Linked DNA regions of Homo sapiens: region 2 is linked to region 1. A link is a contact called in ENCODE Hi-C or POLR2A ChIA-PET data. All regions are on one chromosome and are shown on one strand. The core of a region is the stretch at or near the end of the contact, and the rest is flanking DNA. Distances in the headings are between cores, read along the strand shown. Region 1 overlaps LARGE1 (LARGE xylosyl- and glucuronyltransferase 1). Region 2 overlaps LARGE1 (LARGE xylosyl- and glucuronyltransferase 1).

What was found. A loop is a pair of places that touch in the nucleus more often than their neighbours do. ChIA-PET counts read pairs that join two places held with the same protein, here RNA polymerase II (POLR2A). Pooled maps may share reads with other maps.
Region 2: a loop to region 1 is called in a map of ovary, with 3 times the contacts of the local background. The contact joins two enhancer-like sites. A Hi-C loop is called at or near these places in 22 of 168 maps with a recorded cell type or tissue (B cell, Calu3, aorta and 9 more), 8 of 37 single-sample maps with no recorded cell type and 19 of 50 pooled maps. POLR2A ChIA-PET finds 5 or more read pairs at or near these places in 8 of 52 experiments (AG04450, GM12878, H1 and 4 more).

The regions. Positions count from the first base shown.
Region 1 is chr22:33,865,608-33,870,478 of GRCh38, forward strand. The region is part of intron 1 of LARGE1 (LARGE xylosyl- and glucuronyltransferase 1); the gene reads right to left. Among named protein-coding and RNA genes, the nearest start is that of LARGE1, 52 kb to the right of the region's middle. RefSeq lists enhancers at 1,850-2,349, 3,439-3,939, 3,940-4,440. Within about 2 kb of position 1,710, at least 7 of the 41 ENCODE cell types and tissues checked have a DNase peak (open chromatin) inside an H3K27ac peak, as active enhancers do; they include ascending aorta, where a contact is called at or near this core.
Region 2 is chr22:33,905,813-33,910,692 of GRCh38, forward strand. The region is part of intron 1 of LARGE1 (LARGE xylosyl- and glucuronyltransferase 1); the gene reads right to left. Among named protein-coding and RNA genes, the nearest start is that of LARGE1, 12 kb to the right of the region's middle. Within about 2 kb of position 3,464, at least 5 of the 41 ENCODE cell types and tissues checked have a DNase peak (open chromatin) inside an H3K27ac peak, as active enhancers do; they include ascending aorta, where a contact is called at or near this core.

The DNA.
Region 1 (4,871 bases), core at 460-2,959:
GAAAATAAGGATAAAAATAGGGTGATAGTTGAAAACTCTGGGCCAGGCAGAATGCATCCTTGGGGAGAATCCAGCTACACTAGTATCTTGCCATAAAATCTTGAGAGTAAAGGAGGTATTTAACTTCTGACTCTTGTTAATTCATTTGTGGTTGTCAGGATTTTAAATGTAAAACATTTAAAAAATACTCAGTATATAGTAAGCATTCAATGTTAGCTGTTATTCTTTTTTTTTTTTTTTTTTTTTTTTTTTTTTTTTTTTGACAGGGTCTCGCTCTGTCATCCAGGCTGGAGTCCAGTGGCATGATCTGAGTTCACTGCAACCTCTGCCTCCCAGGCTCAAGCAATCCTCCCATCTCAGCCTCCCAAGTAGCTGGGACTACAGATGCACACCACCATGCCCAGCTAATTTTTGTAATTTTAGTAGAGATAGGGTTTCACCATGTTGCCCAGGCTGGTCTCCAACTCCTGGGCTCAAGCAATCCTCCTGCCTCAGCCTCCGGCCTCAGCTCTGGGTAGGCCCAGAGTTAACTACCCCATGGTGGATGGATGTGGCCAACTCAGCTGCTGCCAGATGACACTCATAAATGATCATAAAGCAATCTGCCTCAGCCTCCTAAAGCACTGGGATTATAGGTATGAGCCACTGTACCCAGCCTGTTGTTCTTTAGAGACAGCATATAGGGGGCTGTTTTGCCCAGTATGGGAGTCACAACCCACATGTGGCTATTTAAATTTAATTAAAATTAAACAAAATTAAAAATTCAGTTCCTCAGTTGCACTAGCTACCTTTCAAGTACTCAGTAACTACCCATGTCTAGCGGTGACAACATCGGATGGTGCAGATGGAGAGCAGTTCCATCCTGCAGAAGGTTCTGTAAGACAGTGCTGATATGAAGGTGAAGGAGTAGCTTGAAGCTTGAGGGTCTGTGTGACCTTGGGTGAGTTACTTCACCTCTCTGTGCCTCATTTCCTCATTTGTAAAATGGGGATAATGTAGCTACATTATTCAGTCATAATAAGGATTATCTGCTCTGGAAGCACTCACAATAATGCTTATGATAATGGTAAACACACACCAGATGGAGCCCTAGAATGGACGACAGACACCCTTATGGTGCACGGTGGATTGCTGCGAGGATTAGAAAGACTTTTATAGAAAGCACCTCCCACAGGCCCAAACATAGCAGACACTCAGTCCATTCACTTTTTTTTTCAATAAATGTTCACAGAGCACCTACTATGGGTAGGCATTCTTCTAGGCACCAGAGACATAGAAATGAACAAAGGCCTTGCCCTCATGGAGCTTACAGTCTCACTAAAGGGGTTGATTATTGCTTACGCTAACAGGAACACCAACATGTCCAGCATATTACGTATTCTCAGCAATGAAAAAGAAATGCCAACCACAAAGCTACCCACAAAGGTGGCATCTGACAAAAAGGGCTCTAATGAATGAATGGATGGATGGATAGATGAATGAATGAGGGTGTGGGGAGGAGGCTCAATAATGCACAAGCAATGAACTGGGCTCTGGGTGGGCCCAGAGTTAATTACCCCACGGTGGATGGATGTGGCTAACTCAGCTGTTGCCAGGTGACACTCATAAATGATCATAAAGCAGTCTGTAAACAGTGTTATGTATAAAACCTTAATCATCATGAACAGGAATCTTAAGATCCAAATGCCTGGGATAAACATGGCCTTTGCACACATGCCCTCTGCCTTCTGTTCTGGACTCTGCTCTGACTCATCCTGTGGGCTGGGACTGTTCACTCAGCAGAGGGACCAAACAGCCTTTCACTGGCCCTGGACAAATGAAACCCCCTAAGAGGGAGGTGTCCCACTGCCCAGAAAACCCCTCCCCAGCCCTCGGACTCACCTGCCGGCCTGAGCAACGTGCCTTCTAGCGCTGGTTCTATTATTCACGACAAGGGGCTTTCCCAGGAGGCAGCAAGTGGCACTATGCTGCCTGCGTTTCTATTTCCAAAATCTGAAAGCTCTGTTTCATAGGTTTGCAGCTCCCTGACAGCTAAATGTCATGGGATGGAGCCACGTTGAATCACTGGATCTACTTCGCACCAGCAGGCTGGGCCTCAGAAAGTTATTTCAAGTCCTCTAGTCCCGATCGCTCCTTTTTTGTTTAGTAAGTAAAAATAGTGCATGCTTCACAACGTTGTTAGTAGGATTACATGAGAGAACTTAAATAAAGTGCCCAAGTCTTTGGTAGGACCTAGCTCATGTCCTACCTAGAACACCAAGATGGCTAGACAAGAAGAGGAGATGCAGCTCAAGTACCAGTTCGGTCACTATCTATCGGGGCCACCTGGTCTACCTGCGGCTTGCCCAATTCCCTCCTCATTCAAGAGGAGAGGGCCAAACCGGATCCAAGCAGCCTACCCTGTAATCTCTTGCAGCACACTACCCGCTCCATTTTCCCACAACCACGGTACATTTCATCCTGCTGAAAAGAATACAAAGCATATGAAAATTCAGTGCAAGAATTCATACCAGCAACCTCGTCCATCTGCATAAGACTTCGTTCCAAATGGTGACAACAGGCCCTGTGCTCATTACAGGTCTCACATGTGCATGGGTGTGTGGGAACAGCACCCTGTAATCCATGGGACTGAGAGGCAACTACCACAGCCGGCCTCGTCGGAAGCAGAAACACCTGAGAAACGCCAGGTTTGGAATGCTAGTTCTATGTGGCTTTTATACATGTACTAAAATTAAGAGCCAAGTTTTAGTGTAAAAATGCCTGTCTTGAATACCACACTTCGAGACGAGATGATGTCTAAGGGTCTTCCTGTATCTGATCTACAAGGATTCCTGCTAGGAGTTCACCTGGTGGGGAGGACAGGGCTGAAATGAGGTTAGGTGATGCTCCCCACGTGGCCTAAAACCATTACTGTCCCTCACTTCCCTCACCATCCCAGCCAGCATCTGCCACACCATGACCTCCTCTTGCCCATGGCCCTCCCTAACATGTCCTTAATTGTATTACAGGCAATTTCCACTCCCCTAACCAGGCAGATTCCTCCCATCAAAAACATTTCTGTGCCTCTTATTAAAAACTCCTTCATTTGATGCCCCTTTCTAGTGATTGCCCACGCCCTGGTCTGGTCAACCAGAAATCACCTATCATGTCAAATCCCAACTCATCATGCATTTACTGTATGTCTACCCCATGGCAGGCACAGCACACAGACTTGACAATGACCATGGCTGACCTTGAGGGGCTCAAAACTAAATGGAAAGGGGGTTGCAAGGTACACGGATTCACGGCAAAACTAAATGGGCAGCCACTAGTACTTCAACAGAATTCTAAGATGCCAGGCACTCAGGGCAGGACTGGCTGATTCCAAACGTGGGGTTGTGGAAAGAAGGGCCATGAACGAGGCTCCAAAAATGAGCAGAATGTAGACAGGGAGAGCAAAAGGGGGAAAGAAGGGAGACCCTTTCATTTGAAATCCAACTTTCTGAAGGGAGACCCTTTCATTTGAAATCCAACTTTCTGATCAATGCTCATCATTCTGGCCCTCTCTTACCCTTGGAGCCAGCTCCTTTGGATCCACTTAAGATTTCTACTGCATCCTCCTCTTGTCTGTCGGTTGGCTACTCCCTGCTTGATCTGACCCCTGCAGGCCTACTCACCTTCCCTACTCCCCAGGCCCTGACCCAAAACAACACTCTCAGAGTTGGCATTAAGTGTGGCAAGGCTAAAATTAGGACTGTTTCCATAGATATCTAGACTTCTCTGTAGCAAATGTGTTCAGCTCCCTCCCAAGTAGGGAAAAAAAAAGTATTCTCCATTCTGACTGCAAAGCAACCCAGGGGTCTGAAAAATCGAAGCCTCCTCACATCTGGATGCGCCTCTGGCTTCCCACCTCCATGGGAAGGAAAAGAGGAGCCTCCTCGGGTCTGTGCAGTGGTTTGCAGGGGTACTACAAAAGCCATTTGTCCTCACTGACGAGAAAACACCAGGCACAAAAGGAGGGGTAGCAACCGTGGGAAGCACTCGCATGTCCAGACCACCAGCACATAGGTGTGTACCCTCATGTCATCCTGGGAAGGGGGTCCCTTCTGGGAGGTGGTTCTCCTTTCTCCCCATTTCAGAGATGAGGCAATGCAGACCAGGAAAACTACATAATTCAGTGTTGCTGGAAGACGTGCCACATCACGGTGAAAAGATGGGAAATAGAAATTCAAAGATGTTCAGAGAACTGCCCAAAGCCACCCCACAAAGGGCCGTCATCAGGAGTATGGGGAAGTAAAAACAGAAACCGCTGATGTTGAAGGCACTGTTTTGTTAGAGGTTCTGGGTTCAATACTTCATGTGGAGTCTCGCATTTCACCCTAGTTATGAGTTGAATTGTGTATCCCCCAGAAAGATGTGTTGAAGTCCTAACCCCACTCAGAATGTGACCTTATTTGGAAACAAGTTCATTGCAGATATAATTCAGTTAAGATGAGGTCATAGTGGAGAAGGGTGGGCCCTTAACCCAGTCTGACTGGTGTCTTTATAACATGATGGCCATGTGATGAGACACACAGAAAGAGCTCCAGTGATGACAGGGGCTTAGAGGGACGCATCTACCAGCCAGAGTGCCAAAGAGAAGCTAGGCAGAGGCCAGGAAGGACACAGTTTCAGAGAGCATGGCCCTGCCAACACAAAACTGGTCTCTGGAATCAAGAGACATTATTGTCTCATTTCTGTTGTTTTGAGCCATCCAGTTTGTTATGGCAGCCTTCGGAAACTGATACAGTCCTCACCACAATTCTATGAAGACAAGTACTGACACAGTTGGGTTTTACACATGAAGTCACTAAATCTTCATTAACAACAAATACCAGTGACAGGTATCAACA
Region 2 (4,880 bases), core at 2,214-4,713, 42 kb after region 1:
TAAGAGATGTGCCTTTATAAAATGAGGGAGGACAGGGCCTGGTGCAGTGGCTCATACCTGTAATCCCAGCAGTTTGGGAGGCTGAGGAGGGTGTATCACCTGAGGTCAGGAGTTCGAGACCAGCGTGACCAACAAGGTGAAACCCCATCTCTACTAAAAATACAAAAATTAGCCAGACGTGGTGGCAGGCGCCTGTAGTCCCAGCTACTCAGGAGGCTGAGACAGGAGAATTGCTTAAACCTGGGAGGCGGAGGTTGCAGTGAGCCGAGATTGCGCCACTGCACTCCGGCCTGGGCAACGGAGCGAGACTCTGTCTCAAAAATAAATAAATTGATTAATTAAATAAAAATAAAAATAAACAAAATGAGGGAGGATAACCATGAAAGGAGGATTGGGAGAACCGTGGACCAGACAGGGATCATCTCAGGCTGATCAATTTCAGGGAAGGGCACATATGTGAGGCTGGAGATGTGAAAATTTATTTTCTTAGAAGTATCCACATCTGCATACTCCATGAAAAGTCTTCATGTATTTCCCAGGGGTATGTATATTTCCAGTATTAGGACACCTGGGTTGTTGGATTATAGGACAGAGATTAAAAGCAAATATTCTGAAAACAAAATTCATTTCCAGTCTCTGGGCTTTATTGCTTGAGCAAATAACCTCTCCAAGCCTCAGTTTCCTTAGCTGTAAAATGAAACTACTCAGCTTAGAGAGCTGTCAAAAGGCATAATACTTGTAAAGCACACCTCAGTACCTTTTCTTACAAACTGCTAAGGAAGGGGCCTTTCCTATCCCATTCATTGGCTGCCATCTCTCTTAACTGTCAGAGCCCAAATTTCCTATGAGAGAAAAGTGCAAGGTAGACAGAAAACTCCTGAAAAACTGCCTCAGGTGATTAGTGGGCAACCATTTGCTTTTACCTTCAGGGCCTCTGCAAATTTTCTGAGATCTCTGGACAGGGCTAAGAAGAGAAAGACTGGCCTCTTCTTCATCCCCAGGAGCCCTTGGTTTCCTGGTTAACCAAGCACAATTACTCTAAGGTGGGGAAGGCAAAGAGATGAAGGGAAAGGGAATGAAGCAACTCTAAATAACTGAGTGCTTTCTCAACATAATACACACATTAACAAATTTAATGAGCTCAAAAATGCTGTATTTCCAAAGGAGTTATAGATAATTCCAAGCAGAAGAAAAAGGAAAATGGCAAAAGCTAAGACCCAGAACAAGCACCCCTTGGTATGGATTAAATCAGACCACTACTGGAGAAGCAGTAGGGCTTCCTGAACCATATAACCAACACCACGTGCCAAGTGCAAGTTCATAAAGTTTTGCTAGTGCCTGGATCACACAAACCTTCTGATAAGCCCAGGGCTCCTCTGTCACTCCTCTGTGATTTGCTAAGCAAACCTATTCATGCAGCACTCACGCCTGGCTTACAAGGGCAGTGCCATAAAAACCCAAATGGACCTCACGAATACTAGAGGCAATACTAAATATTCTAACATAAACATGTGGTTATGTGGAGAAGAGTCTTTAGGCACTGCTGCTAAGCTCCTGTACAAATTTATTCGATCCTCCCTAGCCAGTCCCCATCACCGTCTGATAATTTCTCCATCAATTATGACTGCCATTCTGCATCTGGCTCTTTAAATGGGGAATACTATTAAACATAAAAGGTACAAGGTTCTTCAAGTCCTCCTACCTGCTAATCCTCCACTTCAATACTCAGCCCTTGAGAGCTTGTGTGAAGACATTTCTTTTTTTTTTTTTGAGACAGAGTCTCGCTCTGTCACCCAGGCTGGAGTAGCGCAGTGGCGCGATCTCGGCTCACTGCAACCTCCGCCTCCCGGGTTCACACCATTCTCCTGCCTCAGCCTCCTGAGCCTCCTGAGCCTCCTGAGCCTCCTGAGTAGGTGGGACTACAGGCGCCCGCCACCACGCCCGGCTAATTTTTTTTTGTATTTTTAGTAGAGACCGGGTTTCACCATGTTAGCCAGGATGGTCTCAATCTCCTGACCTCGTGATCCACCCGCCTCGGCCTCCCAAAGTGCTGGGATTCCAGGCGTAAGCCACCGTGCCCGGCCTGTGTGAAGACATTTCTAGGTCTGCAGTGATGACTAAGATGCATTCTACCTCACCAGCACCACCAGATTTCCTGAAGGCATCAGTGTACCCCAGGAATGCCCAATGGCCATTCTGGTCATTGGTGAGAGGGGGAAGGTTTTCTTTAGATTCCGGAATACTTTGAGAGGCTAATTCACATCAACCCATCCACCACTGCAGCACAGTATGACACTCGAGGTTTCATCAGAAAGGGTTACATTATGCCTGGCCAGCAAATTCACTGAAATCTAAAACGACAACAACAACCATTTATTGTATTGACTGCATGTTCCAGGCATACGGTAAAACCTAGAAGATCCCCTGAGATGCAGTTTTACTGAAAGGCTCCCGCTCTCTAGCAAAACAGTCAGGTTACGGCGCAGAAAGTGCAGCTGCAGAAGTCAGACTGAGGTGCAGATGCGGTTCAGTGCTCAGTACCAGGAAAAGCTTAAGAGGCAGGACTACCTGAGCTGGGTTCTGAAGGAAAAACACAAGTGTCCCAGGCAGATAAAGAAGGAAAGAGCTTACCGGGCAGGAGGGGTATGTGCACAGCTTGACAGGTCTAGGGGGAAAAAAATCAGTAAAGAAGAAAATGATTAAGTTACAGATTGATGATGCATGAAATGGGGGGTGGCCAGGGGTGGGGGGTGAGACTGCAGAGAAAGGCAGGGCTGGTTCATAACAAGCTTTGTGCGTCCCAATATGACAGCTGAAGTTTTCCAGGGGCTGATGGTGAGCCAGTGAGGGTAAGTACACAGAACATCCTAGAGAAACCCTCATTCCTTAAAGATTAAAAATAAAGACTTGCTGTCTGTAAGGGATTGGATTATCCTATTTGAGAAATTCTGTTATCCAGAATGGCTTACCCCACAATGCTGAAAAGTGTGTACCGTAATCTCAAAGCAAGCTCCTCCTCAGACAGAGAAACACCAGCCGTCACAGGAAGCAAAGAAATTGGCTTCACTTTTAAGGTGAATCCAGAACCCAGATGTCAGAGCTCCAAGCACTTTGCTCTCAGCTCCACGCAGCTGCTTTAGGAGCCACTCATGAGGAAAAGAAGAATTTTCTCTATTATACCCCTTATTGGGTGCCATCCAAGGCTAGGAAAAAGGTTGTTCTATAACCCTGAGCCCATTTGAACAAACCCCCAATAAGAGAGGCCCCGAAAAGTGTATTTTCACCAAAGCTCTACCCCAAGCCAAGCCAAAGGAGAAAGCGCTATTTTAAGACTTGCTGCTTGTGTCACGAGTGGACTTTATTCCAACAAGGCCATATTACAGTGGGCAATGAAAGCCATCTCAGACTTCCATATCAAGCAAATGTTTGTGAGCCAGTGATTCAACAGAGAAAAATTCACAAGCCTCCCTGGGCTTCTGTCCTCCTGTAACAGTTCCAGCCTGGCGGCCCTTAGAACTTCATATATGAACTGGTACAAAATCCTGTCCAGCTGTCTCCCAGCCTCCATCTCTCCCCGCTTCAATTTGTCCCAGGCACGATGCAGGTGCACCTTCCAAAACCAGGGCCTTTAGCACACCACATCCCCCTGATGAAAAGTCACCCTGCCTTCCCAAAGCCCACAGCCCCTAACTCACCAACTTCTTCTTTTGTTTTTTTTTTTTTGTTTTTGTTTTTGTTTTTGAGACGGAGTCTCGCTCTGTCATCCAGGCTGGAGGAGTGCAGTGGCATGATATCGGCTCACTGCAAGCTCTGACTTCCGGGTTCACGCCATTCTCCTGCCTCAGCCTCCCGAGTAGCTGGGACTACAGGCGCCCGCCACCACGCCCAGCTAATTTTTTGTATTTTTAGTAGAGACGGGGTTTCACCGCGTTAGTCAAGATGGTCTCGATCTCCTGACCTCATGATTCGCCCGCCTCAGCCTCCCAGAGTGCTGGGATTACAGGCATGAGCCACCACGCCCGGCCTAACTCACCAACTTCATCTGCAACTCCTTGCTAACAGAAACCCAAGCTGGCTTCCTCTCCAACCCAAAAAATATATTTGTGCTTGCCAAACTACCCTCCCTTAATCCTTCCATTCAGATTTTAACTGTCTTGTATCCAAAGACCCAACTCAAGTCCCACCCCTCCTTTGAGTTTGAGAAGCTAAAGGAAGCTCCCACCTCTGACTTCCCATCCGTGTTCAGCCACCACAGTGCACACATCCATTCACTACACTGCTACCTCCTTTCTATTGTTGCTCGTAACTGTTCATTTAATCTTCTATTGTTGCTTAACTTATGACACATTTTTTGCAAGCTCTCCAACTATGTCCCTCGAGGGCAGGGACAGGAAGCTCTGAATTTAATATAATAAATGTTGAGTGGAGGAGTCGTAAGTACTAAGAGCTTCGCAAGGTGCTTTCATAGATATAAGGATGGGTGTAACGTACTCACAGCCTCTAATACCTAAGTGAAGGAATAAGAATTAAAGTATGTAGATACTGACAATGCCTAGTTGAAGATGGCCAAGCACAGCCTTTGATTTGGTTTGCTGTTTGGTGACGCCTCCTCCTACCCTATCCTCCCATCTCCTAATCACTAAGACCCAAATCTAATATTCTCATCTTGACTTCTTCAAGCAGAATGCTACCCAACACACTGTCCTCTGGGCCCTTTGACTTTCACTCATCCCCTTACGAGACTCTTCCTCCCTCACCAAGACGAGGCTCCTGAATGGACGATGAGTAACTCTGCACCTCTGTGTTCCGCTGTCAAGCCAGGACCTGCACACAGTAGGAGCTTGATCAACGTTGGCTGAGCAAGTGAAGGAAACCCCACA